Linked DNA regions of Homo sapiens: region 1 is linked to region 2. The links are chromatin loops, found by intact Hi-C in ENCODE. Cell type or tissue: lower leg skin. All regions are shown on one strand.

Region 1 (2,500 bases), 300 kb after region 2:
TTACGTTCACTATCAAAGATAGGACTGAGTCCTCAACCTGTGTGATGTGTCACCATCCATCTCTAAGCGGGTAGTGTAGACAGTGTCAGAACTGAATTCAATTAGAGGATGCCCAGCTGCTGCCCACTGCAGAACTGATGGCCTACCTCCTGTTGGGGAGAAATCCCCCCTCAAATCTGGAGTCAAAAGCATGTTGTGAAAGTGTAGTGGTAGAAACCCAAGTTTGTATTTTCTACTCAAGCAGAAACTGTGATTTTCAAACTTGTTTAATAGCAATGAAACTCTTTCTTAAAAAAGAATTAATGGCCAGGCGTGGTGGCTCACACCTGTAATACCAGCACTTTGGGAGGCCAAGGTTGGGCAGATAATCTGAGGTCGGGAGTTGGAGACCAGCCTGACCAACATGGAGAAACCCTGTCTCTACTAAAAATACAAAATTAGCTAGGCATGGTGGTGCACACCTGTAATCCCAGCTACTTGGGAGGCTGAGGCAGGAGAATTGCTTGAATCCAGGAGGTGGAGGTTGCGGTGAGCCGAGATCGCACCATTGCACTCCAGCCTGAGCGACAAGAGCGAAACTCCATCTCAAAAAAAAAAAAAAAAAAGAATTATGCAGGCCAAGGTGGCTCATGCCTATAACCCCAGCACTGCAGGAGGCCACGATGGGTGGATTGCTTGAGCCCAGGGGTTCGAGACCAGCTGGGACAACATGGTGAAACCCCGTCTCTACTAAAAAATATTAAAAAAAAAAATTTAGCCAGGCATGACGACATACACCTGTAGTTCCAGCTACTTGGGAGGCTGAAGCAGAAGAATCACTTGAGCCCAGGAGGAAGAGGTTGCAGTGAGCCAAGATCGTTAACACTGCACTCCAGGCTGGGTGAGAATAAGACTCTGTCTCAAAAAAAGGTGGGGGCGGGGGGGCCGGGCACTATGGCTCACGCCTGTAATCCCAGCACTTTGGGAGGCCAAGGCGGGCACATCACGAGGTCAAGAGATCGAGACCATCCTGGCCAACATGGTGAAACCCCGTCTCTACTAAAAATACAAAAAATTAGCTGGGCATGGTGGCACGTGCCTGTACTCCCAGCTACTCGGGAGGCTGAGGCAGGAGAATGGTATGAACCCGGGAGGTGGAGCTTGCAGTGAGCCGAGATCACGCCACTGCACTCCAGCCTGGGCGACAGAGCGAGACTCCGTCTCAAAAAAAAAAAAAAATTATTCAGAAATTATTTTTATTTTTGTTTTTTATATGCTTTTCCTGAGCTGTATATCAAAAAATTTTATACACCAAACTGGATAAAAGTTTAGCTATTCTAGTTTATAGAGTTCGGCCCTGTAGCCTCACCCCCAACCTCTCAGCTCCACTAAGAATGCGGTACAAAAATGGCAATACCATGGAAACTGACCTGTTGCCAAGCAAGCAGAGAACTAAGCAACAACTCAAAATGATAGTTAATCATCTGACATATAAAATCTTAATTCAGTCTGGGAGTTATCAATATCTGACATTTAAAAAGAGCCAGAAGGGCTGGGTGCAGTGGCTCATGCTTGTAATCCCAGCACTTTGGGAGGCCGAGGCGGGCGGATCACGAGGTCAAGAGATCGAGACCATGCTGGCTAACGTGGTGAAACCCCGTCTCTACTAAAAATGCAAAAAATTAGCCGGGCATGGTGGCGGGTGCCTGTAGTCCCAGCTACTCGGGGGGCTGAGGCAGGAGAATGGAGTGAATCCAGGAAGCGGAGCTTGCAGTGAGCCGAGATGGCGCCACTGGACTCCAGCCTAGGTGACAAAGCGAGACTCCGTCTCAAAAAAAAAAAAAAAAAAGAGCCAGATGTTTAAAAATCTTAAAAACATGGCTGGGTGCAGTGGCTCACGCCTATAATCCCAGCACGTTGGGAGGCCAAGGAGGGTAGATCACCTGAGGTTGGGAACTCAAGACCAGCCTGACCAACATGGAGAAACCCCGTCTCTACCAAAAATACAAAATCAGCCGGGTGTAGTGGCACATGCCTGTAATCCCAGCTGCTTGGGAAGCTGAGGCAGGCGAATCCCTTAAACCTGGGAGGCAGAGGTTGCAGTGAGCCTAGATCATTGCACCACTGCACTCCAGCCTGGGCAACAACAGCGAAACTCTGTCTCAAAAAAAAAAAAAAAAAAAAAAAAGAATAGTTAATTCAAAAAACAACCTATCTCAGCCAGGCGCGGTGGTTCACTCCTGTAATCCCAGCACTTTGTGAGGCCAAGGTAGAGGACTGCTTGAGGCCAGGAGTTCAAGATCAGCCTGGGCAACATAGTTATACTCCACCTCTTTAAAAAAAAAAAAAAGGATGGCGGGGCGCGGTGGCTCATGCCTGTAATCCCAGCACTTTGGGAGGCCGAGGCGGGCGGATCACGAGGTCAGGAGATCGAGACCATGGTGAAACCCCGTCTCTACTAAAAATACAAAAAATTAGCCGGGCGCAGTGGCGGGCGCCTGTAGTCCCAGCTACTCGGGAG
Region 2 (2,500 bases):
CTGCAGTGAACTGCGATTACCCCAGCCTGGGCCTCAGAGCAAGACCTCAGGTTTTTGGGGTTTTTTGTTTTTGTTTTTAAAGGAAGGTGGCTGGGCACAGTGGCTCACACCTGTAATCCCAGCACTTTGGGAGGCCAAGGCAGGCAGATCACCTGAGGTCAGGAGTTCGAGATCAGCGTGGCCAACATGGTGAAACCCCATCTCTACTAAAAATATAAAAATTAGCTGGGCGTGGTGATGGGTGCCTGTAATCCCAGCTACTTGGGAGGCTGAGGCAGGAGATTTGTTGGAACCCAGGAGGCAGAGGTTGCAGGGAGCTGAGCTTGCGCCACAGCACTCCAGCCTGGGCGAGAGAGCAAGATCTGTCTCACAAAAAAAGGAAGGCAAGAGGCAGGAGAGGAGGGAAGAGAGTGCAGGTGAGGCCAGGAGGCTTGCTGAGAGCAGCTGTTGCTGGGTGGGTTGGATACAACTCAGAGGGAAGCCCAGGAGGGTATGGACCAGGGGTCTCCACCTAGCTTGGATGGGGCTGGGCCTGCTGTCTGCTGGGGTGGGGGACAGGCAGAGCCCCCCTGGTGGCATCTAGCGGTGGTCGGACCAGTCCTGGGCGCTGTCTAGGACTCAAATGCCATATGACACTGCAATTCACTTCGCCTCCATTCGTCACCTGCAGAGCAAGGGTGGCAGCGCCCATCTCACAGGGCGCAGGGACCCAGTGCCCCTTCAGGCTGCAGCCCTGGCCTGGGGGTTGGGGGGTAGGGAAGCAGGAGCACCAGGAGACGAGAGCTCAGCCCCGGAGGAACCGTTGGTCCCTTCTCCATCCATGGACAATGGGAGGAAGGAGGAGGACATCAGGGTGTTGGGGAGCTGAGGGTCTCGGGAGCACCAGCTAGGAAGCTGCCCCTGAGTGACTTGCTTCAACCCCACCCCAGATGGGGAGGGCTCTGCAAGACTTGGACCAGGGGCCAGCCACTGTCCCGCCTCCACCTCCACTCCTCCTTCCGCACGGAGGGTTAATCTGCCCCTGCCCCTGCGCTGTATGGAGGGAAATGTTGTCAGGTGTTCACCGGCCTCCGGGTCAAGAGGAGCCGCTGCTGGCAGTCAGGGTCACTGACTTGGTACTCAAAAACCCTTACTGTCCCTCCTTGGGCAGAGTCCCCGCAAGGCTGGCTGGACCAGGACGTGAGTGGATGTGACCCGGGCTATGTATGTGGAGCCCGGGCACAGCTGATGGAGAGCAGTCACCCGGCACGAGGTGACCAGCGAGAGCTGCGCCAAGCAGGCCGCCCGAGATGGAGCTGGGCCCACGGGTGCTGAGGAACGGCTGGGACCACACTGCAGGTGCCATGTGTGCACAGAAGGCCCTTGACCATATGCACAGGTGCCCCCGGCCCTCAAGCACACATGGGGACACATGCTTGCAAACGGCTCAACCCTCAGCAGGGAGTCGGAGAGCTGTGGAGCCCCAAGTGCCACAGGGGCCAGGGAAGTGGCGGGAGCCAAGTGCCTGTGGGTGCCGGGAGTCCTCCGAGCCGAATGGCTGCAGGCCAGGGTGCAAGGCCCAGCCCGGGAGGGCACAGCCGCCTTCCCCAAGGTCCAAGGTCCCTTGCAGGGGTTTTTCCTGTGGGCGATGTCCTGTCCATGTCGAGTGCTTTCCATGTGGCCTCTCGGGTGGACGCCAGCATCATCTCCCTTTGACATGAAGCAGAGGTGCTGGGTATGCACTCATGTGAGCTGTGCCCCTGGCTCCTAGACCCCTCCCAGCAGGTGCCAGCCCTCTTCCTGCCCTGTGCCCAGATCTGGGCCCCTTTGGCTCCCTGGGGTCTGGGCAGGGGGTTCTGAGCTCTGCCCTGCGAGGCTGACCCTGGGGCCTGGGGGTCCCTGGGGACTGAGCCCATTCAAAGCTGTGGTCTGAGTGGAGGAAGTGGGTTGGGATGGCCCCACAGGTGTCTTTCCCCTCCACCTTTAACTTCTAATCGAGTAACTCCGGCACAGGACCGAGTCCCCCAAGCGGCACTGAGGCATTTATTTGAAGGACACAGACCCCAGGCCTGGCCTCCAGCCTCCAAGTCACCTGTGGCTGCAGGGTCAAGGCAGAGGCTTTAAGGATGACCTTGAAAATTAAAAAACTAAGACAAAAAGCATAGGCGGCGCGGACACCTCCCCTGCACAGCACTTTGGTTCTTCTGGTCTTTTAACAAGAAATGGTTGATTTTAGGGTTAGATTATGCAACTACTCATTTTCAGAAAACAGAAAACCCCCTGGACTTCAATTCAGAATCTGATTTCTAGGCTTCCACCCATGTGGTTCCACTGGTGTCCTGCAGGGCTTGTGAGCGGGTCCGAGTGCCGCTGTCTCCCACAGGACTGCAGGGCAGTGTGAGCCGGGTGTGCCGCCTGATCCAGCCCAGCAGCCGAGCCCCAGCCTCCGCCCCAGGCCTTGCTTTCCTTACCAGAACTCGAGATTACCGGCCTCTCACCAAGTACGGTTGCGCTTTCAGTC

The links. Hi-C counts contacts between places; a loop is a spot of excess contacts. Peaks named below come from ENCODE experiments on the same cell type or tissue, not always from the same donor. Only the 100,000 strongest peaks of a DNase experiment are listed, where the experiment ranks them.
Region 1: a loop joins it to region 2, with 2.9 times the contacts of the local background. A loop is called at or near these places in 2 of 110 quality-filtered maps.

Annotation. Positions count from the first base shown.
Region 1 is chr14:102,613,553-102,616,052 of GRCh38, reverse strand. The region is part of intron 2 of RCOR1 (REST corepressor 1); the gene reads right to left. Among named protein-coding and RNA genes, the nearest start is that of RCOR1, 22 kb to the right of the region's middle. In lower leg skin, no CTCF peak of the experiment used is centred here; no DNase peak of the experiment used is centred here.
Region 2 is chr14:102,913,948-102,916,447 of GRCh38, reverse strand. No RefSeq gene overlaps it. Among named protein-coding and RNA genes, the nearest start is that of AMN, 7.5 kb to the left of the region's middle. RefSeq lists a silencer at 1,676-1,725 and enhancers at 1,333-1,833, 2,177-2,500. In lower leg skin, no CTCF peak of the experiment used is centred here; a DNase peak (open chromatin) is centred at 1,282.